5 separate regions of the Homo sapiens genome follow, and all the other regions are linked to region 2. Evidence: chromatin loops called from intact Hi-C (ENCODE). Cell type or tissue: chondrocyte. All regions are shown on one strand. Region 1 has its middle 110 kb from the start of NOG. Region 2 holds the start of NOG (noggin). Region 3 has its middle 86 kb from the start of NOG. Region 4 overlaps COIL (coilin). Region 5 has its middle 120 kb from the start of C17orf67.

Region 1 (5,000 bases), 110 kb after region 2:
CTCTTCCTCTTTTTATAAGGCCACAGTCCTATTAAATTAGGGTACCACCTCATTTAACCTTAATTATGTCCTAAAGATCTTATCTTAAGATATAGTCACATTGGGGGTTAGGGCTTTAACTTATGAATTTGGAGGGGACACAATTTAGTCCACAGCAAGCAGTTACTTTTTTTTTCTTTTTTCTTTTTTCTTTTTTTTTTTTTTTGAGACAGGGCCTCACTCTGTCACCCAGGCTACAGTGCAGTGGCATGATCGCGGCTCACTGTAGCCTTGACCTCCCCAGCTCAAGCAACCTTCCTGCCTCAGCCTTACAAGTAGCTGAGACTACAGGAGGGCACCACCATGCCCAGCTAATTTTTTTATTTTTTGTAGAAACAGAGTCTCCCTATGTTGCCCAGGCTGGTCTTGGACTCCTGAGCTCAAGCAATCCTCCTACCTCAGCCTCCCAAAGTGCCCAGGCCAGAGCACAGTAGTGTGATCTCGACTTACTGCTTGTGCCTCCTGGGCTCAATTGATCGTCCCACCTCAGCCTCCCAAAGTGCTGAGATTACAGGCAGGACCCACTGCACCTGGCCAATTTACTCTTTTTTTTTTTTTTTGAGACAGGGTCTCACTCTGTCACCCAGGCCAGAGTACAGTAGTGCAATCTCAACTTACTGCCTCTGCCTCCTGGGCTCAAGTGATCATCCCACCTCAGCCTTCTGAGTAGCGGAAAGTACAGGCACGTGCCACCATGCTTGTCTAATTTTTGTATTTTTTTAGAGATGGGGTTTTGTTATGTTGCCTAGACTAAGGTTATTCTTATATTCTTTAAAAGAATGAAATTTTCCATGAATGTCTACTCTCAGGTATCTCGATGACCACAGACTTTAGATCTTAGAAGCATCTTAGAGGAAATCAAGCCTAAATTCTTCTTTATTTTACAAATTAATACATGTGATTCCGAGACATTAGGGGATTTGCCTGGAGCCATACAGCTGGTTAATGGCAGAGCTGAAACTAGAACAAGGTCTTCTGATTCCAGTGGTGCAGTGGCACCATTGCAAGGTCTTGGAGGAACAATGATGGTGATGATGATTCAAGACCCTACTGTTTGACAGGCATAGTATGACTTATTTTATACACACCACCTTATTTATTCTTCACAATAGCCTGGTATAATGGGTACTATTATCCACCCATATAGATGAGGAAACAGGCTCAGAGAATGAGATACCTTACTCAAATTCACACAGCTAGTTGGTAAGGGGGGCCTGGATCCAAATTCTGTGCTCCTTTGATTTCACTATGCTCTATTTCCACCGAGGAAGTGGGTTCCCTGGTGGGGCCAGGGAGGTGGCTCTATGGCTATGAGCCAAGATTTTAGGCCAAGTCAAGGTCATGGACTCTTGGGATCAGCCCTGGGGCCAACAGGCTGCCAGAAGTGACAGAACGAAGAAAGGAAAGGAAGGAGAGAAACAGGAGACAAATCTTGATGGCTTCCCCATATTGCCATTGTCCTACTTGGGGAGTTCCACCTTCATCTGTTTTACCCTTTTTTTCCTTTACCTTCGAGCTCTACGTCTCTTTATCAGTAAACTAGCCTTGCAGACAAGTGCAAACTGTGCCAGCCCTTAGGCTGCAAAGGAAATGAAGTTGGCATTCTGTAGTCCTCACCTGGCATGAATCACACACAGCCCCAAGGGACCGGGACAAGGCTACATGTCAGACTGATGGACTATTGTCTGGAGCTTTGAGAGAGGAAAAAGGGAAGGCTGCTTGCAGGAGAAAGGTGAACAGGTTGGCCCCGGCCCAAGAATGACAGAGGCGCCTTGCTCCTGCCACCCGGCTCTGCTCCTCTGGCCCAGGAACAATAACAAGGCGCTGTCAGGAAGTGACACTAAAATGCCTTTCCCCTTATACCTCGTTCAGCCTCTGGCAAAAGGAGGTTCCCGGAGGGAATATTTTTAGTTTGACAAATGAAAGCCTGGGACCGAGGACAGGAGGGATAAAGGGAGCTCTTCTCTGACACTCCTGGAGACGGGGAGATGATGAGTCAGATACAGAGGGCTTAGGCACGACTTCTCAAGACATTCCTCAGGCATGAGCACAAGCCAGCCGCTCGAATTCCTCCTGCAAGGCCCGCCACCCGGCAATCAGGGCGGAGGGGCCGGGCCAGAGGAGCAGCTCTGCTCTGTCTTCCTCTTGGCACATTGTTGGACAGCAGCTTTGGAAGATCAAAGCAGCCGCCTGTGTTGCTTTCCGGAACTGGGACTCAGGAGGCCTGGGTTCAAGTCCAGGCTTCACCATTTGCCGGCTGTGACATTAAGTGTCCTCATTTCTCCCTTTATGCCTCAGTTTCCTCATCACCAAATTGAGAGTATTATAACACCTTGGAATTATTATTATGAGGTTGTACATTTGGAAAAAAAAACCTTGAGAATGCAGTGTTTAAAAGCATTGGTTTTCTGTATTGCTCCCAGTACCCCATATGCAGATGGACTCAAAATCTCACACTGGTGGCCACGTGCAGTGGCTCACGCCTGTAATCCCAGCACTTTGGGAGGCAAAGGTGGGTGGATCACCTGAGGTCAGGAGTTCGAGACCAGTGTGGCCAACATGGTGAAACCCTGTCTCCACCAAAAATACAAAAATTAGCCAGGCATGATAAATAGGTGCACGCCTGTAATCCCAGCTACTGGGGAGGCTGAGGCACGAGAATAGCTTAAACCTGGGAGGCAGTGGTTGCAGTGAGCCGAGATTGCACCACGGCACCCCAGGCTGGGCAACAGAGCGAGATTTGGTCAAAAAAAAAATCTCACACTGGTAACAATAATAACCAGTACCTATTGAGTGCTTCTTACTTACCAGGCTTGTGCCAACTTCTCTCACATCCAACCCTCTCAATAGTTCTGTGAGGTAGATCTAATCGTTTCCACCTTCTAGACAAGTATACTGAGGCTCAGAGAGGTGGCATGGGCTGCCTAAGGTCACAGAGCTAACAGATGGTAGGCTGACATTAGACTCCAGCTCCCCCAACTCTGAAGCCCACTTTTCTTTTTTTTTTTTTTAATTATTATTATACTTTAAGTTTTAGGGTACATGTGCACAACGTGCAGGTTTGTTACATATGTATACATGTGCCATGTTGGTGTGCTGCACCCATTAACTCGTCATTTAGCATTAGGTATATCTCCTAATGTTATCCCTCCCCCCTCCCACCACCCCACAACAGTCCCCGGTGTGTGATGTTCCCCTTCCTGTGTCCGTGTGTTCTCATTGCTCAGTTTCCACCTATGAGTAAGAACATGCGGTGTTTGGTTTTTTGTCCTTGCAATAGTTTGCTGAGAATGATGGTTTCCAGCTTCATCCATGTCCCTACAAAGGACATGAACTCATCATTTTTTATGGAAGCCCACTTTTCAAATCCCTGTGCTGGGAACCCTCAGCCTGGGCCTGTACCCAGCAGGAGAACAAGATCAAGGCAGTGCGCTGGGCCAGGCACGAACTGGGGAGCCAGAGGGAGGGGAAGGAGCAGAACAGATAAAGAAATCGGAGGCGGAGCCAGGGTTCAGATGCAGAGCAGCAAGTTGAAGGAGCAGGGAAAGCACCAGGGGCTGGAGCCTGGAACCCTGGCAGCTGTCCACACTTGGTACAAACATGCTTACGGCAATATGGTGGATTGCTGGGGCAGGGAAGGGGGGGTGCACTTAAAAGTCAGAATCCGCTCATCTGATTGGAAGAGAGAATGAGGCAACTAACCATCTGTAGATAGGCTTATTTCTCACTTTTTAAACAGCTGGTTTGGGTGGGTGCTCCTAGGGACTCAGCGCAAAGTCATTGGGTGAATTCTACCCAAAATATGTAAAGCCATGATGAGCAACCCACCCCACAGGCCACACGTGGCCCACCTAGTGTCATTGGGTCCATGATTTAATTTGGGGATGAATAGTAAGAGGCCATCAACGTGTACTGCCTCTCAAAAAATTCTGATAGTGATGATATTTCTTGTTGTTAAATTCAGTGTTACTTCACTCATTAGCATCCTTCTCTTACGTAAGTGATCTAACTCTCGAGAAATCACTTTTAATCCCCTCGTAGGACTTGATACAGTTATTTTGTTTTAAGCAGAAAACAAAAGATGGCTCTTAAAGTCAATTATTGTCTTCTTTAATTCACCCTCAGGAAGGAAGGAGAGGGTGAGAAAGGGAGGAAGGAGGTAGGGGGGAAGAAGAGAGGCAGGCAGGCTACCACTGATGTTGAGTCTCAACATCCTCAAACTGCAGACCATGAACTCTTTTCTCTGTGCACTCATAGGAAGGTCATCCTACTGCCTCCTCGGCCAAGCTAAAACCCAAGAGACTTCTCACCATTCCTCTCTCTCCTTCTCCCAGGGATATCACCCCCAGCATCACTGCTAGGGCTTAGGATATCACTAGTATTCCCAACATCACTCAGTGTCTCCCTAGAAGACCTGTGAGGAGTCTCCTCTCAGACCTCAGTGTCAAGGCAAACAGCAAGTGGCTGCTTTTACCCGGTAGGTGATGTGAGCGAGCGTGTTAGAGGGTCATGTCCTCATGTTTGCGTTGGTCACTGAAAATGTTGAGAGTGGATTTTGCATCTTTCCTTTCAGGATCTCACAATGTGAATGTAGGTTCTCCTGCAAGTGTCCCCACTGACAAGACATGGGACCTTGGGCAAGTCATTTAAACTCTGTGAACCTTATCTGTAAAAGAGAGTTAATTACCACTTGCCTCATACGGCAGATGTGGAAGTGAAATTTAGATGATAGATAATAGATAGATAGATGATAGATAGATAGATAGATAGATAGATAGATAGATAGATAGATCACATGTGCCTAGCATATAATAGGTCATCAATAAATGATAGGTGGTGTTACTATTATCCACAGCAGCACCCTGACACACTATGTATACTAAATTTTCTTTTTTTTTTTTTTTTTTTTTTGAGATGGAGTCTCGCTCTGTCACCCACACTGGAGTGCAGTGGTGCCATCT
Region 2 (5,000 bases):
ATGATTCTGAGAGGTGTGTATCATCCCCATCTTACAGATGAGAGAATGGAAACGGGGTGGTTAAGATGACTGTTTTAAAAAGGTAACACAGCCGGTGAGGGGCACAGCCAGAATTCCAACTTAAATCCACCTGGTCCAAAAGTCGTGGTGCTTCCCTGTCTGGGACATTTCCTCTTCCACCTCTCATATCCCCAGATTTTCTGGCTGTCCCTCATACAAGTGTGGTTCCCTTCTTCATGTAGATGTATATCCTATCTCTCAAATCTCTTCCTCTCCATACTCAGATAAATACATCCTTCTTCATGAAGCTCAGCTAAAATTCAGCTCTACCATTAAGGTCTTAGTACTTCCTAGTCTCTGATACCAACATCCCCAGGTTCACTCAGTACCTAAGCGCATGGGCTACTCCAGTGTGGCACAGAGTTAGGAGTTGCAAGCTTCCCAAATGTGGCATTTCAGAACTTCACATTGAAGAGGGGTAGATATGGTTTGAAAACAGTATAGCTAACATAATTGCTTGGGCTTCTTTTTGGTTATAATAATGTATTTTAAAAACTTTAAACAACATTCAAAGAAGAGCATGATATTGTTATATCTATCAAAAGGGGACATGGATTTTAAAAAGAAAAGGTTATAAAAAACTAGTCCACACTGTTATGGGAATTTATAAATTTTTCTGATGTCCTTTTACTATTTCTTCTTGTGGTTGTCATATCTCCCCTAACTGTACTACAAAAGTCTTGCAGGATGGAGACTGACTATGAATTTTTTCTTCTTTGTATTTTTCCTGATGGTCTTCACCCAGTAGATACTCCATAAACAGGTCACCCAATCTGTTCTCAAGCATGATTTGTTTCTGGTTCCTGAGGGACCTTTTTTGCTGTTCAGTCAAATCTGCTCAGCCCAACTAAATAAAGGATCTGGGTTGGTTTTCAAGCAAAAATAGGTGATTTGAAGGAGAGAAGAGGGGGATTAAAAGAACAGAAACCAGCATGATATAATGTCATTAATTGGAACCTACCATCTCAGGAGGGCTGAGCTAGAGTTTAGCCCTTGAACTCCACTAAATAATTTTCTTAGTTAATTCACATCAGTGACAAAATTGCTCTGGAACATGTAATCTTCATAAGGAAACAAACTAGTGCTGAATCCCCATAAAGCACATAAAAAAGAAAGAGGTATGCTTAGGAGCCTACTATGTGCTAGGTTCTTTTTTTGGAGGGGGAGGAGTTGGGGAGGTGGGAACAGAGTCTCACTCTGTTATTCAGGCTGGAGTACAGTGGTGCAATCTCAACTCACTGCAACCTTTGCCTCCCAGGTTCAAGTGATTCTCGTGCCTCGGCCTCCCAAGTACTTGGGATTACAGGAGCCTGCCACCACGCCCAGCTAATTTTTTTTTTTTTTTTTTTTTTTTGTATTTTTAGTAGAGACAGGGTTTCAGCATGTTGGGCAGGCTGGTTTCCAACTCCTGACCTCAAGTGATCCGCCTGCCTCAGCCTCCCAAAGTGCTGGTATTACAGGCATGAGCCACCGTGCCCGGCCTGTACCAGGTTCTAATCACACATTATTTCAAAGTCAGCCCAATTCAAACAACCAATGGGTTGTTGTTAACTCCAGTATCCATCAAAGCAAGATCTCCTTTTGAGCAGTCCCTTGATAGTCTAATTCTAGTTGTCTAGACTTTAAAATTGAGGGAAACGCTTTCAGCGGAAACTGCCCACCCCTTTTAATAGAGGTTTTGCAGAAAGACTGTAGTATGCAACAAAGTGTTTTCTTCCTTAGACAGATGATAAACTTTGGGAGTTGGGGTGGGGCAGGTTGAAAGGAAAAACCAGATCTTTGGGGAAAGAAAGTTAAGCGATTTAGGTTGTCACAATGGGACCTCTTAACTCCCACTCCATGGAAGACTGGCAAATACTTGAGTCATCCACTCCAAGTCTCTCTTCTCCAGCTTTTTCCAGATTCCAATCACATTCACCACAAAGAAAACTGAGTTTGCATTTTAAAGCTGAGATTGAGTTCCTCGTCCAAGGGGAAATTAACCGGAGGTGTCCCTTCAGTACCCATCTCCCATCAAAGAGAAACTGCTTCTGAACAAGAGAAAGCATCGTGGAGGTTTATTTAAAATCACAGAAAGGTAGGGCTGGAAGAGAAATCTATTAATAGTTACGTCACTAATGCGAAAAGTGAGAAAAATGACTTGTCCGAGTTATATCAGGGTGGACCCCGGGCAAGACTCAGGTGCCTCTGCTGTCAGCTCACCTTTCAAGTTTCTGGTCCCCACTCGCACCCACTGAGACCAGAGACCGATTTACCTGAGGCAGAAGGTGCTGCACGCATTCTTGTGAAATTTGAGGGGACCGAGAAGGAATCTCAGGAAGTTTGTTTACACTGGGGGCCTGGAGACCTTCGGGAAAATAGCCAGAACCAAAACGGACCAGTCAGCAGACGCAGACACACACAAAGTGACAGGGACACAGAAGCAGAAGCTGAACTGGGCAGAGCGGGCAGCGGCCGACCCACCTCGCACGGCCGCCCCCGCCAGCGCCAGGTGCAGGGCTCATAGCGGGCCAGCAGAGGGCGCGCCGCCCCCAGGGAGCCGAGCGGCGGCCGCGCGGAGCCGGGCGGGCTAGGGGAGCCGCAGGCGAGCCAGTCGCGCCCCTGAGGCTAGGCCACTCAGGGTGCAGGACCCGGCCAAGGAGGAGGAGGATGGTGAGGAGCGGAACCCCCTCGTGGGCCCGAGGGGCAGACAGACAGGAGTGCTTCCTAAGAATTACATCACGCTGCGCAACGCTGCGGCTCTCGGACTCCCTGGTGCAAAGGGGGGTGGGGTAGGGGCTGTGTGTGTGTGTGTGTGTGTGTGTGTATATATGTGTGTTGGGGGGAGGGGACTTAGAGCAAGAGCCCGGGAGAGAAGAAGACGCGCTCGGGGAAAACGCTCCATGCACATGGAGAAATTTCTTGCTCCGAACTGCATGCACCGAGAAACGAGCCCCCAGCACTTCCCCGCTGCTCCCCTCCCAGTGCAAAGCACCCAGCTAGTGAGAAACCCTCCAGCCCCACCTCAAGCACCGCCCCCCCTCCCCAAACACCGGCTCTGCACCCTCCAGCCCGGCTCCAGCGCCGCCGCGAGCTTTCCCCAGGACTGGCCCTGGCGGGGCGCCTAGAGCCCCAGTTGCATTGCTCCAGGAGAAAGGAGGGGGGCGGTGCATTTTGCAGGAGGAGGAGAAGGGGGGTGGGTGGTGGGGGAGAGAGAAAATTGCGCGGAGACCTGCCAAGCGCCACCGCCGCCGCCACCGCCGCTGCCGCCGCCGCCGCCGCCGCCTGTGAGCTCCGGCGGGCAGCCGGACTGTCGGCTTCCCGGGGCATCTGGGTCCGGCGGGGCACAGCCCTGGGCGCTGCCGAAGCCGCCGCCGCCGCCTCCGCGGCGAGTACAGGCGGCTTCCCCCGGAGCCTGTGCAGCTCCAGCTCCTCGGGGGTGGAGAAGTGGGGGGTGGGGTTGTTGTTTGGGGGGAAGAAGGGGGAGGGGGCAACGCCGAGAGAGTCAGTGGTTTCCATGGTGATGGAGCTGAAAGTGCAGGAAATTTAAAGGCTTGGACCCTGCGAGACAGACAAACCGGTGCCAACGTGCGCGGACGCCGCCGCCGCCGCCGCCGCTGGAGTCCGCCGGGCAGAGCCGGCCGCGGAGCCCGGAGCAGGCGGAGGGAAGTGCCCCTAGAACCAGCTCAGCCAGCGGCGCTTGCACAGAGCGGCCGGACGAAGAGCAGCGAGAGGAGGAGGGGAGAGCGGCTCGTCCACGCGCCCTGCGCCGCCGCCGGCCCGGGAAGGCAGCGAGGAGCCGGCGCCTCCCGCGCCCCGCGGTCGCCCTGGAGTAATTTCGGATGCCCAGCCGCGGCCGCCTTCCCCAGTAGACCCGGGAGAGGAGTTGCGGCCAACTTGTGTGCCTTTCTTCCGCCCCGGTGGGAGCCGGCGCTGCGCGAAGGGCTCTCCCGGCGGCTCATGCTGCCGGCCCTGCGCCTGCCCAGCCTCGGGTGAGCCGCCTCCGGAGAGACGGGGGAGCGCGGCGGCGCCGCGGGCTCGGCGTGCTCTCCTCCGGGGACGCGGGACGAAGCAGCAGCCCCGGGCGCGCGCCAGAGGCATGGAGCGCTGCCCCAGCCTAGGGGTCACCCTCTACGCCCTGGTGGTGGTCCTGGGGCTGCGGGCGACACCGGCCGGCGGCCAGCACTATCTCCACATCCGCCCGGCACCCAGCGACAACCTGCCCCTGGTGGACCTCATCGAACACCCAGACCCTATCTTTGACCCCAAGGAAAAGGATCTGAACGAGACGCTGCTGCGCTCGCTGCTCGGGGGCCACTACGACCCAGGCTTCATGGCCACCTCGCCCCCCGAGGACCGGCCCGGCGGGGGCGGGGGTGCAGCTGGGGGCGCGGAGGACCTGGCGGAGCTGGACCAGCTGCTGCGGCAGCGGCCGTCGGGGGCCATGCCGAGCGAGATCAAAGGGCTAGAGTTCTCCGAGGGCTTGGCCCAGGGCAAGAAGCAGCGCCTAAGCAAGAAGCTGCGGAGGAAGTTACAGATGTGGCTGTGGTCGCAGACATTCTGCCCCGTGCTGTACGCGTGGAACGACCTGGGCAGCCGCTTTTGGCCGCGCTACGTGAAGGTGGGCAGCTGCTTCAGTAAGCGCTCGTGCTCCGTGCCCGAGGGCATGGTGTGCAAGCCGTCCAAGTCCGTGCACCTCACGGTGCTGCGGTGGCGCTGTCAGCGGCGCGGGGGCCAGCGCTGCGGCTGGATTCCCATCCAGTACCCCATCATTTCCGAGTGCAAGTGCTCGTGCTAGAACTCGGGGGCCCCCTGCCCGCACCCGGACACTTGATCGATCCCCACCGACGCCCCCTGCACCGCCTCCAACCAGTTCCACCACCCTCTAGCGAGGGTTTTCAATGAACTTTTTTTTTTTTTTTTTTTTTTTTTTCTGGGCTACAGAGACCTAGCTTTCTGGT
Region 3 (5,000 bases), 87 kb after region 2:
TGGTTGCTGCATGCAATTTTCCAAGCAGGACACCTCTCCATGCTTGAACTCTGGATAAGACAATTCCAGAGCCCCTTCAGGGCTACCGCTAGGGCTGTCTCAAACTGGATCACTCCCTTGTTTAGGACCCCACTGTAGCTAGTGCATAAGCATTCTTAGGCTTACACATTGCAACTTAGCAGGGTACTTGTCAGTTCTCCCCAGATAGCTCTCTCCTTACTTTACCGTTGAGTATAAATTCTTTAGGGTCAGGTACCAATTTTAATCATCTTTATGTTCCTAGCACATAGCACAGTGCCAGCATCACAGGTGCTCAATAAATGATCAATAAATTAAATTACAATTACTCAGCTAAATAAGAGCCAAGAGAGTAGAAAGTACTTTCTTCGCATATGAAGAGGCAAGGACTTATTGAATCTGGCACCTCAAAGGGTATCGGGACCTAAAAGTGAACAGGGACTACACAGTTAAGTCTAAGAGGGGGAAGTCAAACAAGTGAATGGACAAATACACATCACAGAACAAGGGTATCTAGCCCAACTGGGGAGGTGGAAACATGGATTGAAGCATTTATTCTACCTTTAGAAGTTATTGCACCTCTGCTTTTCACTAGTCACAGAACAGGTCACTCTGACTCATCTATTCTCTCCCTCCTCCTCAACCTGATCAATAGCATCCAGTTGCAGGTAGACCACCTAGGTGTGGAGGTGAAGCCAGGAAATGCAGCTCCTCCTCATCCAATGAAACAGGCCCAGTCAATAACCAGCATAAGATCTAACAGCCGGGAATATTTGTTTGTACAATCAGTCTGGGGCTCAAACCCACAAGTGTAACTGGGAAAATGCCCTAGCCTAGTAGTCTGCCCATCCCCAGGACAGATGCCTAAGGATGGGTAGTCTGTGTTTTGCACAAAGATACCTAGTGGCAAGGTTAAGCAGGGGTAGAAATCCAACCTGCGTTTTAATTGACAAGCCATGTGCCTGACTCAAGGCTGTGTCAGCTCAAGAAAGGCACTATCAGCCTGGCCAAGCTCTGCCCTTATTTCCAGAGGGGGCACGTTGTACTTAAGGATACCCCGTAGGCTGGCAGAGGCCCTGTCTGTGTCACAGCAAAGCAGCTGGTTGGCTGGGGGTGGGATAGAAGGCAACAGCATAAACCAGACAACGGCACCTTCCCAAGCTGGAGAGCTTGGTAGGAGGCCTGGGTGAAGCACCCATGCCAAAGGAACTGAGCTGCAGTGTTCAAAACCCGACTGAGCTGCACTGTGTGCGCACTGAGGGCAGCGCAGGGGGGAATTCAACTCCACCTCAGATATTTCTTATCACGCACACCTCACGGTTAGCTCTGAGCTAAAAACACCGCCTCTAGCCTGGGACAAACCTGAACCTGACCCACACCACCACACCCCCCACCCCCCAAGCCTCTGGCTACCTTCTCCTTTCTAAAAAAATAACCCCCCAGGAAGCGCTCCACGTGCTGCTGGTGCGAGCGCCGGCGCGGCGCACTAAATCATCGCTGGCGTCCACATTTCAAAGCGGAGCCGGAGGAGTGCCGGTGATTTCTGGGTGCCACACCGATCACTCCCAAGCTCTGATCTATGGATTGTTTTGATTTCCTCCTTTGAACTCTTCCTATCCCGCTCCAGCGGCAGACAGAGATACTGAATTAAGCGACAGACAAGTTGGAGACAATGAGCGCCGGGGGCCCCCTCCCTCCCCCGGCTCCCCTCCCCCCTCCTCCCCGAAATTTGCAGACATCTGCTAGCTGGAGCCCAGCGTTGGAGTCATAAAGAAGAGCTGGCAGGAGAGTGATGTACAGCCCTGGGCCCTCCCGAGTGACTGGCGTTAACCTCCAACGGAGAGACGCTCACCCCGTTTACGACGGAGCCCTTTGTTTTACACCACTCAGCAGAGGTGCCTTGGCCATACTGAAGATTTAACCAAATTATAATGAATGATCCTCAGCAGCGCTGTGCCCCTAATTAGAACAAGTCGCACAGACATATTGTCTCCCTGATTTCCTCTGTTCCATTTCTCGCACTCTCTTTCTCTGCTCAGGACACATGGGCCCCATTAAACATTCTAGTATTTAATGTGGTTCCTTTAAATTACTTCTCAAGTTTTCGAGTTCCATTTAGAATTGGATTTTACTCTTTGGACTGTGTTTTTGATTTGGGGCTTTGTACGTTTCGTAACCGCTCTTTTTCTCCACCTAGTGGAGATTTTGGACACCACTTAGTAATACACGCGGCTGCAGGACAGGCAGCCAAGCCTCTGCGGATTGGAAGGTGGTCCACTGGGACCCTCCATTCACTGGAGACTTCTTTTGCACTTCTCCTGGAGGAGAAAGAAGAACTTGATGCAAACATAGGCTGACATTGTCGATTTTATGACCCTCGGTCTGATCACCTCATCCCCATCACAATTAAAGGGGTGAGGACTTTCTAGGTGTATCATAATTTATACTTTTGCTATAAGAGGGAAAAACACTTTCCTTGGCCCATCCTGGAGGTCAGTGTAAAAAGAATATATATTTGAATTCACTTAAGATGATCATGGCCTCAACTCTGTAGAATCCATGTTCTGGAGAAAAGGAGTTTTCGCCTTTAACAAAGCAGATATGAAGACTTACACTTTTTACAGAGGTTGGCAACAAAGACAAATCAAAAGCATGCATCAGGCAGCCCAGTAAGCTGAAATTCTGTCTTTCTTGGTAACTTGTATGTATAAATTTTACCCTATGTGTCTGGATTTAGAAGCACTACATACACACACCCACACCCAGATAGGGATCTAGAGGGAGAGCACTGAAGAGATTCCAGGGGAAGATAGCATCAACCACAGCCGCTGGCTGGGTCTGTGTGAAGACGGATTCCACACCCTTCCTGGGTTCATAAGCAGCAACTAAGAGTTCCTTAGATTAGGAATATTCTGGGGGAAGCCTCTGAGTTGGAAGGGTTTTTTAGATACTCTGGTTCCCCCTACCCCCGCCACCCTATGCCAGGAAGCTCTCTAATACATGCCGGCAGATGTCCACGTGGTCTCTGAAGACAAGACACCTCAACCCCCCAAGACAGCCTGGGGCATCTGAGAGTTGCTCCAAGGCATGCAGTGGAGCCAGAAAGGCAGAAACCCTGAGAATCCATTTGTGCAATCTTGGGGAAGGCATTCAATGTCTGTGATATCTCACTCATTCAACAAGTATTTACCAGGTCATGGTCTAGGTGCTGAAGATACAGCAGGATGCAATTTCTTGATCGTTCCAATTACCTGGATCCATAGCATGGAAATAATAGCTCACCTTACAAATGGGCTCCTGCTTTTGACACTTGTAAGTGGTATACAACTGACACTATTTCTCTTGATTATAATGATCAGAAAGGTTGTCTTTATTTACAGGAAGGTGTATTCCCTATATCTTGCACCCTTTGGTTTTAGTTCTACCTCAGCTTCTTCCTCAATGGCATGCATCTCTCTCACAAATCCTGTTTGCATTTCCAGGCAGAATGTTCTCTGATCCTTCAGCCTCTCCTCACACCACATAATTTCTTGAACTTTCTTCATCTTAAGCAGTCTATCTCTGAGCACACTCTGATTCATCAATGCCATTCCCAAAATCTGATGCCCCAAATTGAATATGATACTCCAGATATCATCTGACTAAAAATATAATGAGAACACTCCTTCCCATGAGTACAGAAGATTTCTCTGAATACTTCTGTCTCTTGTTGCATTGGATTGTTAGCAATCATATCACACTCTTGGCTTATTCTGAGCTGGTGGTCATGGAAAAGCCTCAGATATTTTTCACGTGATTTCCTGCCAAGGCGATGAGCCCTCCTCTGGTTTTTTTGTCGCTTGTTTTTTGCATGTAAATGCCAGACTTTCCATTCAGGCCTGTTCAGTTGTGTCTTATTGTTTTTGACCCAACATTCCAACCTGTCAGGACCACTCTGGGCCCTCATTCTGTCACCTCTGGTATTAACTCTCCCTCTCAGATGTGTGACATCTACACCTTTGATCAGTTTGCCTCCTGAATTTTCATCTAATGATAAATCAGACAGGATCAAGGTTAGAGCTGCTGGCACTTTGTAAGAAACCTCCTTGAAGGTTGATATCCATTGTCATGAGTTGGACCCATGCACCTTCAAGAAGCAAGGAGCAGGAACCTGGAGCAGGACTCTATGCACACCCACTCCTATGACTTCCTTTGACTTCCCTCTGATCCCGCCTTCCTCTTCCTCCCTCCTGAAATCCATGTCTTTGTCTGCATCCTCCTCTCTAGGTCTTCTCCATGATCTTTCTCACTTCTACCCCCATCCTGTGTCCACCTGATCCACGCTGCTTAACCCTTGGTCCCTGGGTGACAGGTCTGGGGTTTGCTGGCACTAGTCCTGCCCATTTCTAGACTATTTCACCCAGAGTGTCAGACTTTCGCTCCCAGCCAAGCCCTTGGCCCAGGCCAATGTGTGACTTCTCTCCCTACCACCCTGATGGGGCTCAGCACCTGGTCTGTGACATCCATTCAATACTCAACACTCTTTGGATTCAGCTGTTGAGACAGCTGCAAATACACAAAACCACTGCTCTCATCCAACCCACATTTCACCATCTTAACCACAAGGAAACCATGAGAGAAACTGTTAACCCTAAGCTGAAATCAAGACCTGCAATGTTTATGGCAGACACCTGATTCACAAACATAGTAACTTTATCAAAAAAGGAAATGAGGTTACTTTGGAATAACTTGTGCTCAATGAAGTCATGTTGCTTTCAACTGACCACTGCATTCCTTCCTAAATGCTCACTCACCATCTGCTTTTTAATGCATCCTGCTTCTCTGTTGTCACCTACCTCAAATCTACTTGTCTAAAGTTTCCAGAAACAATTTCTTTTCTTTTTATGAAAATCAGGATAATCTCTGACCAGTTCCTGATTCTGGCACCACCTTCTATTCTCCACAATTACTTAAAAGTTACTGACTGTGGCTCCCCAGCCCCA
Region 4 (5,000 bases), 350 kb after region 2:
CCTTTGGTCAATGTTCACTAGTTATCTTAATTTGTTTTCCAAACCCTGGAAGGCAACTGTGCTACACAGAACCCCAGTGCCAAGATCCCACCGTTCACATTACTCTCATCCTTTCGGGAGTAATACTTCTCATTACAAATCAATAAATGCACATTTTGAAACACATTCATGTCATGCAAAGTAAAACTGGCCAGCATCTCCACTGGCACAGTGGCTCCCAGATCAGATGAACTCCACTGAACCAAACTTTGCAACATCAGACTCATCAGTCAAAGCAAACCTTCTTATTACAGAAAATTGTAATCTCTCACGTTATTGTAAAATAAGACAATAATTTGCAATACTCAACATGATAACTCGGTAGAGATGTTTAGTTCAATATGATTTTATTTAAAAATGTGTACAGCTGAAGGAGGGATCTGATCTTTTGTTAAATGAAACCAATTTTCACGGTATATATTTGGCCATTTTAGCTTCGTAGTGAATAATAACAGAAAAGGAAGTTTCTGTTCAAGATCCTCACTCCAGCACACTCAGCCAGGTGCCTGGCAAGATGACACATTTCCTGGTCTGAAGCTCACAGCCAATCCTCTCACTGAAGTGAAACACCAATTCTCCAGGCATACACACACATACGCACATCTTATTTTCACTGCTCTACACAGGGACCTGAGAATCCTTAATTTTAAAGTTGGGAAAAACGTGAAAGGATTCCTTAACTCATTGTCTGCGACAAATCCAACTACCTGTTAACTCTTAACAATTGCAAGTATAAAATACTTGAAATTTACAAGATGCTCCATTTAATGGAACAACTCAAATGCTAAAAAATTAGGTCAAATAACATGCTTTAATATTTTTAAATGTTACTTAAAACTTATTGAGACAAGATACGCAGCACATTCTTGGTATTATAAACTCCTACTGACGACTGCTACTTGATGGCCAAAAACATTTAAAGAAAGAGAAGAAACCATACTGGTATACAACAATATCTGCAGGGAATGTCATGTTTTACATTTTGTTAACTGAAATTAAACCTGACAAAAAAACCAAAGATCTACAAAACCGACACCCATGTCATTTTAAATGATGAGGTAGATTGTTTCCTATGCAGTAAAGTGAAGATAACAAAAAAATCCATACAACTTCCAAATCCTCTTTAAAAAAAAAAAAAAGTTTGGGTTATAGTCACTTTCACAAACAAGACATTCATAAACTATAAGGTGGAGAGGTCATACTCAGGCAGGTTCTGTACTTGATGTGTTACTTGGAGATTCAATAATCAGTCTTGGGTCAATCAACTCTTTCCAAAATACAGTGATCTGAGGAAAAAGACAAAATACCCAGTTTAGGCACTTCATTTTGAGGTCATACCGGTTAATTCAGCCACGTAAATTTTCCGTCTGTGTAGAATGATTGAAGAACGGGAATAATTTGGGTTCCAATAAACTGAGTTCAATTGCAGTATAGTAACTCTTTAGGCCAGGCGCTGTGGCTCACACCTGTAATCCCAGCAATTTGGAAGGCCGAGGGGGAGAAATGCTTGAGCCCAGGAGTTCAAGATCAGCCTGGGAAACCTAGTGAGACCCCATCTCTATTATTTTTTTTAATTAAAAAACAAAACAAAAAAAAAGAGGCCAGGCATGGTAGCTCACGCCTATAATCCTAGCACTCTGGGAGGCCAAGGCAGTCGGATCATCTAAAGTCAGGAGTTCAAGACCAGCCTGGCCAACCTGTGTCTCTGCAAAAATACAAAAATTAGCCGGGCATGGTGACGCATGCCTGTAGTCCCAGCTACTCGGAAGGCTGAGTCAGGAGAATCGCTTGAACCCAGTAGGTGGAGGTTGCAGTGAGCGGAGATCGCGCCACTGCACTCCAGCCTGGGTGACAGAGTGAAACTCTGTGCTGGGAAAATAAATAAATAAATAAATAAATAACTCATTTACTTAGAATGAAGCTAAATTTTACATTAAACATATTTCATCTTTCTTTGATTAAGAGCAGGAGATGCAGGGGTTGCGGGAGGGAGTAGCTCCCCCAACCCCTGCATTTGATTTGCCCTGTGGACAGGTGGCCTGGAGACCTTCTGGCAACTAGACATGGTCCAGATGGGTATCATTAGGCTGCTGATGCCCTTTTGCGCCGCTCTGTAGTTCTTATCCTACACTACCTAAAAACAGGAACTATTTCACAGCCCACCAAGAGAAAAACTCTAAGGCTTGGTCCTATGAATGAATAATGAGGGCCATCTAGTGTCAAAAAAGGTAATTACAGGCTTTTTGTTTTTGAGATAGGGTATCACGTCTATAGTCCAGGCTGGAATGCAGTGGCATTCAGGACTCACTGCACCTTCCACCTCCTGGGCTCAAGCGATCCTCCTGCCTCGCCCCCACCACCCCCAAAGGTGGCTGGGACTACAGGCATGTGTCACCACTCCCGGTTAATTTTTGTATTTTTTTGTAGAGACGGGGTCTCGCCATGTTGCCCAGGCTGGTCTTGAACTCCTGGACTCAAGGGATCGGCCCGCCTCAGCCTCCCAAAGTGCTGTGATTACAGGCATGAGCCACGGTGCCCAGCCTAATTACAGGCTTTCTATTCTACTTCAAGTCTCTGTTTAGGGCATAGAGAGAAAAGCCTCCAAGGTTTAATTTTCCAATGCGGTTTCCAATTTCAACCAAAAAAAACTATTGCAAATAAAGAAATACAGGAGACCAGGCCAAATCTGCTGATCCTACCACAAACACTAAAAATGTGTTTCTGGAATAAATCCCTAAAAGTGTCATCTACCTTAAAGACAAGGTAAAACACAGTCTGGCTAGGGTTTCTACAAGTTCACACTTCAGAAAAAATATGTTTGCAATATTGAAACTTACAGAATAATATCTATAACATTTCAAGTATAAACACCTTAAAAGAGAGCATTTTCTTAAATCTAACTTCCATTTAATGCCACCATAACCTAATGAGCTAGCCACTGCCAGCAACTCTGGTAGGTCTGGCTGCTTAAAAAGGTATAAATCGGCCGGGCGCGGTGGCTCACACGTGTAATCCTAGCACTTTGGGAGGCCGAGGCGTGCAGATCACGAGGTCAGGAGATTGAGACCATCGTGGCCAACGCGGGGAAACCCTGTCTCTAGTTAAAAAAATACAAAAAATTAGCCAGGCGTGGTGGCAGGCGCCTGTAATCCCAGCTACTCGGGAGGCTGAGGCAAGAGAATGGTGTGAACCCGGGAGGCGGAGCTTGCAGTGAGCGGAGATCACGCCACTGCACTCCAGCCTGGGTGACAGAGCTAGACTCTGTCTCAAAAAAAAAAAAAAAAAAAAAAGGTATAAACCATATACTTCCCAAAATGGCAATTTAAGGATTTAAAGAAAGTCAGAGGATGAGATCATCATTTTATGTCACTCTTCAAACTGTTGTGCTATTATAAGTTGGAACTCTCGGGCCAGGCATGGTGGCTCACCCAGGCACGGTGGCCTGTAATCCAACACTTTGGGAGGCCTAAGTGGGCAGATCACTTGAGGTCAGCAGTTCAAGACCAGCCTGGCCAACATGGTAAAACCCCGTCTCTACCAAAAATATAAAAATTAGCTGGGTGAGGTGGCAAGCGCCTGTAATTCTAGCTACTCCAGAGGCTGAGGCATGAGAATCGCTCGAACCTGAGAGGTGGAGGTTGCAGTGAGCCAAGATCATGCCACTGCATTTCAGCCTGGGCAACACAGTGAGACTCTCTCAAAAAAACAAAAGTTGGAACTGTGGTAACACTTGGGGGATAGTGGTGACAGCAAGGGGACATAATAGAGGCTTCTGGGAGTGGGTGTTATGTTCTATTTCCTGATCTGGGTCTGGTTACATGGGTATGTTCATGTGAAAGTTGTTCAAGCCATGTAGTTATATGCACTTCTCTGAACGTGTATGCCAATAAAGTTTCTAAATATGCTACCCTTTCCTACTGGAATCCTTATATAGCTATAATTTTAAACAACTGTACACTCTTAAAGAAAAGTTTGTTATTTGTGCATCTTGTCACATAGGCTCTATGAGGGCCAAGATGGCGCCCTGATTTGGCACTGGTATTGCCACACCATAAGAAGGTCAGATTCCCCCCAGGGCCTGTAGTGCAATGTCACCTTCCAAACCACAGGTAATTGGTCAAGAGAGAACGAATGGCCAAGCAACGCAAGAAGAGAAGCACACCTACCTTGCTCTCCTGTGTCACAGCGTACTCCACTACCTCGGCTCCATTTTCATTGTGATAAACTAAATCAAATTTCCCAGGTTCTCTCAAGGCTGAAACAAGAAGATAGGGAGGAAAGAGAGTAAGTCATTTTTCAATAGTTAAAAATGTTCCTCTATGGGGAATTTATATCATTAAGAAAACAACCACAAACAAACTGTCAATTAATGTGAAGGCTGGGTATGTACAGGAAAGCACAGGGTGCTCAATACTGGGGGATCCTGAGAAAAACTCTGGACCAGGGGGACTTCTCAGCCATTTATCAGAGAAAATCTTTCCTTCATAAGCTTGATGAACTGTCATTAGTACTACCAGAATTGAATATGGCACCACAAGATAATCCCCAAAATTAATTAATTTATGTGTTTCAACAAGGGAAGGTAATATGAAATGCTGCTCTGTCCTTAGAAATCACATATGCTTCCTACTACTTGGTAACACAGGCAGTCCCCCTTTTTTTTTTAAGACAGAGTCCTGCTTTATCGCCCAGGCTGTAGTGTAGTGGCGCAATCTCGACTCACTACAACCTCTACCTCCTGGGTTCAAGTGATTCTTGTGCCTCAGCCTCCTGAGTAGCTGGGATTACAGGCATGCACCACTATGCCCAGCTAATTTTTGTATTTTTAGTTGAGACAGGGTTTCACCATGTTGGCCAGGTTGGTCTCAAACTTCTGGCCTCAAGTGATCTGCCCGCCTCGGCCTCCCAAAGCGCTGGGATTACAGGCGTGAGCCACCACACCCGGCCTCAGTCCTTGCTTT
Region 5 (5,000 bases), 120 kb after region 2:
ATAGAGATGTCCACATACCCCCCACAGAAACCCTGGCAAACCCTTGTGTGATTCCTAGAACCATACTTTTCTGTACCCTATTAACTCATATGTAAAATGGGGACAACTATCTCTACCTTACAGGGTTGTTTAGAGGATTAGAAATAATAACTAGAAAATGCCTAGCTCGGGTTTAACAACAGAGGGAATCATCAAGTCCTGTTGGGCTCCAGGAATTGAGCCGAACACAGGCCTCTTCCTTGCTCAGATTCCTGTGTAGCCTGGTCCTGACATTTGGGGACAAGATGGGATGCCTGGAGTTTTGAGGAGAGGAGCCAGCTCTAAAGGGAGTGAATTTGAGAAAGATTCCCAACTAGGAGGCAGTGTTCATCTTGGCCAAAAGGCCTGGAGCATCCAGGAGTCCCCTTGGAAAAAACCTGGGGTCCACTTTCTTCCGAAAAATCAAGCAAACATTTGATTCTTTTCAGATATTTTCTATTTGATTATTTAGACAAAGAGAATATGGGGAGTTGAGGGAAGAGAAGGAAGAGCATCTTCATGAAGTCCCAGCAGAAGGGTCAGACCCGCAAAGAGGCCACAGGATGGGCAGGACAACCTCAAGTGACTCTTTTTTCCATTTATGGGGGGACAAGCTCTTGCTCTGTCACCGAGGCTGGAGTGCAGGGGCACAATTATAGCTCACTGCAGCCTCAAACTCCTGGAATCGAGCGATCCTCCTGCCTCAGCCTCCCAAGTAGCTGGGACCACAAGCATGCATCACCACACCAGGTTATTGTTTTCATGTTTCATACAGATGACATCCCACCATGTTGCCCAGGTTGGTCTTGAACTCTTGGCCTCAAGTGATCCTCTCGCCTCGGCCTCCCAAAGTGCTAGGATTACAGGCATGAGCTACCATACCCAGCCCCTTTTTTGAGGTTGCAGGGAAGAGTATAAAGAGCAAGAAGTCGTAGGGATTCCAGGTAGTTGGGAAAAGAAGATGGGAATTACCAGTCTGGGCAAAGAGACATAGGAAGGCTAAGAATCCAGGGGCCACAGGAGGTGGGAAATGTGTAGGATGCAAAACAGGCAGTCAAAAGTCCCAGATCCCAAAGGCCGCCCTGAGGGCACCTGAAAACACTCAGCTCAAGTCTGATCTTCGCCAGGCTGACCCCTCTCTTGCCTGGACCTCCCCTTCTAAGTAACCCCCTTGGGGCTCCTGAGGGTCCGAGGCTGATGGCTGCAGAAGTAGGAGGCACCTTGGAGCACCTACAAGTACAGAGATGGGCCAGGCAGACCTCAGCCTGTCAATCAGTGGAAGAGGTAGGTTTAAATCTAGGTACCCAACTCCAGATCCCATACTCTGAACAAGGATACTGGGTGTTCCCTCCTCATCTATAAAATGAGGACAATAACACCTTTCTCACAGGCTGTTTTGGGAATTAGAAACAACCCACTCACCTTCCCTAGCACATCCTAGACCATACACCAAAGCTTTCATCATGGCCAGTGGGACCATGCCTGGGCCACATTCCCATCAGTTTCTGCTATAATTTGGATATTTGTCCCCACCCAAATATCATGTTGAAATGTAATCCCCAATGTTGGAAGTAGAGCCTGGTGGGAGGTGTTTGGATCATAGCGGTGGATCCCTCATGCATGGTTTAGGCCATCCCTTTGGTGCTAAGTGTGCTCCTCTCCGAGTTCACAGGAGAGTCCAGTCATTTAAAAGCGTGCGACACCTCCTTCCCCGCACTCTCACTCTCTGGCTCCTGCTTTCACCATGTGAAATACCTGCTCCCTCTTCGTCTTCCGCCATGACTGTAAGCTTCCTAAGGCATTCCCATGCCTCCTGTAAAGCCTGTGGAACTGGGAGCCAATTAAAACTCTTTTCTTCATAAATTACCCAGTCACAGATACTTCTTTATAGCAACACAAGAACAGCCTCATATTGTCTCCCAGGATGTCAATGGCTGGGCACTCACTTTGTTAATGCTGTGTTATACTCTCATTCTACTAAATGGTAATGCCTTTCCTATATCTCCCATTGTCTTACACAGGGCCAAAAAATATTGATTTTTTAAATTTCCATTTATGCAATGACAACAGTCAATCCAGGCCAAAACATGCTTGAAAAATGAGGAAAATGAAAAGATGACTTATAAGTCCAGAAACAAGAAGATGCAGGTGATATTTACCAGAGGGGCCACATGAATTATCCCATAACTATAAGGTGAGCATACTGTTTCCACCTAGAGAATCGCTGAGGTGGGTAAAGGTCAATGCATAATGTCATCTCTCAAGAAAAGAAATGGTACAGTGCCCTACGGTAGCATAGAGGGGCCCACATCCCTCACAGGACCCTGGCAAACCCGAGTTCTTTAAAACTTGGCCCAGGGGCCTGTCATTGCACAGGCATTTTCCAGACAATCTATCCCCACCCAGTCCAGGTAAGGTAGAGGCTGGAAGGGAGCTGTGCAACTCACAGGCGAGGCCTCACTTCCTTTGAACCCCAAGAATCTGAAGATTTGGAATCAAGCAGACCTGGCTTCAAGTCCCTGGCTCTTCAACCTGTAACTGAGAACCTAGCTCCAATTATTTATAATAAATTCTCTGAGCCCTCAGTTGAATGGAGATGACAACTTTCTTGGGCTGTTTAGAGCCCAAATGAGGTGACTTGTGGAAACACAGTTTAGACAGATGGCAGGACTCAAGGACTGGTAGCTCTTATTTCAACAGGGCAAGCTTTTTTCCTGATCAAGTCTAGCGTTTCCCAGGCCGATGCTGTAAGACTATACGTTGGGCCAACAGCACCACCTGGTGGTCAGTATAAGATCTGGCAAATCTCGCCCGGGGCTTCAGACCTAGTCTGGTCCTAGGGAGGCTGGCGTCACACACACAAAAAAAGACTGTCCCATAAAGAGGAACCTGGTTGAAAGAGGCCCCACAGTCAGGAAGGAAGCATAACCTGACCTATTTTCTTCCCTAAGAGAAGAAAACCTGGTAGTGTCCAAGAAACTGAACACTGGGTTCCATCCACCTTAGGTAAGACATTTCACTTCTCTGAGCTTCCATTTCTTTATTTGTATAATGAAAACAATGATACTTTATTTGTAAGTATCAAAAATGAAATAAATCTAGGTCTAGTGGCAGGCATCTAGTGAACACTCATGGCAATTTTTTATGTTTAGGAAGCAACTGCATGTGTCTGATCCCTAAAAGCTTTACCTAATCTTTAGACAACATTATGTCTTGTGTGTTTGGGGCAAGTTTTCAAGAAGAAACACTCAGTAGCGAGCCCTCTCCTGGGCCCAGCTCCCTACCTCTGAAGCCACCCTCTGCCTCTGGGGCCACTGCTTCAGGGTCAGACCTGCTTGGGGAGCACCTGTGAGAAGCTAGGGTTCTCGGGCACTGGCAAAGAAGGAGATCACCCATTCATTCATTCATCTAACAAAAGCACTGAACATTTGAGATACAAGGATGGTTTTGACATGGCTCCTGTCCCCAAGGAGCTTGCATTCTAACCGAGACAGCAGAATAATAAAGAAATACTTAATTGCTGACCAGGCGCAGTGGCTCGCACCTGTAATTCCAGTACTTTGAGAGGCCAAGGTGGGCGGATCACCTGAGGTTGGGAGTTGAGACCAGCCTGATCACCATGGAGAAACCCCGTCTCCAATAAAAATACAAAAAATTAGCTGGGCGTGGTGGCGCATGCCTGTAATCCCAGCTACTCGGGAGGCTGAGGTAGGAGAATCGCTTGAACCCGGGAGACCGAGGTTGTGGTGAGCAGAGATTGCGCCATTGCACTCCAGCCTGGGCAACAAGAGTGAAACTCTGTCTCAAAAAAAAAAAAAAAAAAAGAAAGAAAGAAAGAGAGAGAGAGAGAGAGAAAGAAATATTGAATTGCGACAGGCCAGGTACTCTGACAGAAATGTGTACTGTTTAGAAAGATAGCACAGAGGAGAAAGTAGCCAATTCATCCTGGGGGAGTCTGATGGATCGAACATTTCAACAAACACAGGAAAGAACCTACCAAGCGTGGAGCACAATGGGAGGACCTGGAGATTCAAGGATGAGTAAAACCCAATCCCTTGCCCAAAGAGGTTGTGGTCAACCCGGGTAAGGGAAAGATGCAGAGAGAACATGATGTGTGGTCTGGGACTGCAGGGGTGTTGGTTAGGGGAGCTTGAGGCAAAGTGAACAGCCTGAGCAAAGAAAGACTTAGAGTAGAGACGGAGCAGTGTCCACCAAGTGCCTTCTCCACACTCATCCTTTGTGTCTTCTGAGGTGCTTCCTCTGCTTTGGGATTCAGGAAATGCAATTTTTAAAATTCAATGCCATTTTTTAAGCCTGCTTATCCTCCACTCTGGTCCCTTTTCCCTGGGGTTGCAGATGTGCAAGGCCTGAATCACATCACCCAGAACATGCCCAGGCAAGCCCACTCCCTACTTATGTTGCCCTGGCACGGGCGACACCTCCATCCCCAACCCCCTCGGTTGTGAATCCTCTCTCCAAGGTGAACTTCTCACCAATGGCCTGGGACAGCTTCCCCAAGTGTCTACACCACTGTCCTCCCTCAACCCCCAAACTACCTGAGGCTCCAGTGTCCTTCTGCCCTACCAGCTGGAGGAGGCTGGGATGGAGGGCCATGTTATAAGGGTGCTATGGTAGAAGAGGGGCCCACAGGTTCTAGGTGCCCTTGCTGATCAGTTCCAAGAGAAGTGAGTGGAAACTACCACCCAGGCAGCTTCATTTCCTGAGAGCCTACTGTGTTCATTCACTCTTCAGTGGCAGCCGAGCAAGGCAATTAAGGGCTTAGGGCCTGGATTTCACATCCAAGTTGTATCACTTCCTGGCTGGGTGGGCTTGGATAAGTCACTTCGACTCTCAGTGCCTCCATTTCTTTTTCTGTAAAGTGTAGACTAGGGCTTTTGTGAAGATTAAATAACATAAAGTACTTAGAAGGCTGCCTGGTACAGAGCAAGAGCTCATTAACCATTAGCTATTGTACAACAATA

Evidence for each region. A loop is a pair of places that touch in the nucleus more often than their neighbours do. Peaks named below come from ENCODE experiments on the same cell type or tissue, not always from the same donor. Only the 100,000 strongest peaks of a DNase experiment are listed, where the experiment ranks them.
Region 1: a loop joins it to region 2, with 2.7 times the contacts of the local background. A loop is called at or near these places in 8 of 110 quality-filtered maps.
Region 3: a loop joins it to region 2, with 5 times the contacts of the local background. A loop is called at or near these places in 44 of 110 quality-filtered maps.
Region 4: it touches region 2 in a loop (12-fold over the local background); 15 of 110 quality-filtered maps call a loop at or near these places.
Region 5: it touches region 2 in a loop (7-fold over the local background); 105 of 110 quality-filtered maps call a loop at or near these places.

The regions. Positions count from the first base shown.
Region 1 is chr17:56,697,605-56,702,604 of GRCh38, forward strand. No RefSeq gene overlaps it. Among named protein-coding and RNA genes, the nearest start is that of NOG, 110 kb to the left of the region's middle. RefSeq lists enhancers at 1,119-2,095, 1,120-2,319, 2,096-3,072. In chondrocyte, no CTCF peak of the experiment used is centred here; a DNase peak (open chromatin) is centred at 2,137.
Region 2 is chr17:56,590,086-56,595,085 of GRCh38, forward strand. NOG (noggin) reads left to right here and starts at 3,614. Exons shown (of 1, transcript NM_005450.6): 1 at 3,614-5,000. The coding sequence starts at 4,139. The coding sequence ends at 4,837. RefSeq lists a silencer at 2,467-2,676. In chondrocyte, CTCF peaks have their summits at 2,578 (motif pointing right), 2,789 and 4,728; DNase peaks (open chromatin) are centred at 2,709, 4,133 and 4,766.
Region 3 is chr17:56,677,139-56,682,138 of GRCh38, forward strand. No RefSeq gene overlaps it. Among named protein-coding and RNA genes, the nearest start is that of NOG, 86 kb to the left of the region's middle. In chondrocyte, CTCF peaks have their summits at 95, 2,194 (motif pointing left) and 2,400; no DNase peak of the experiment used is centred here.
Region 4 is chr17:56,937,830-56,942,829 of GRCh38, forward strand. It overlaps COIL (coilin), which reads right to left. Exons shown (of 7, transcript NM_004645.3): 6 at 4,206-4,294; 7 at 370-1,325. The coding sequence ends at 1,242. Among named protein-coding and RNA genes, the nearest start is that of COIL, 21 kb to the right of the region's middle. In chondrocyte, CTCF peaks have their summits at 2,248 (motif pointing left) and 2,475; no DNase peak of the experiment used is centred here.
Region 5 is chr17:56,713,272-56,718,271 of GRCh38, forward strand. No RefSeq gene overlaps it. Among named protein-coding and RNA genes, the nearest start is that of C17orf67, 120 kb to the right of the region's middle. In chondrocyte, CTCF peaks have their summits at 2,818 (motif pointing left) and 3,064; no DNase peak of the experiment used is centred here.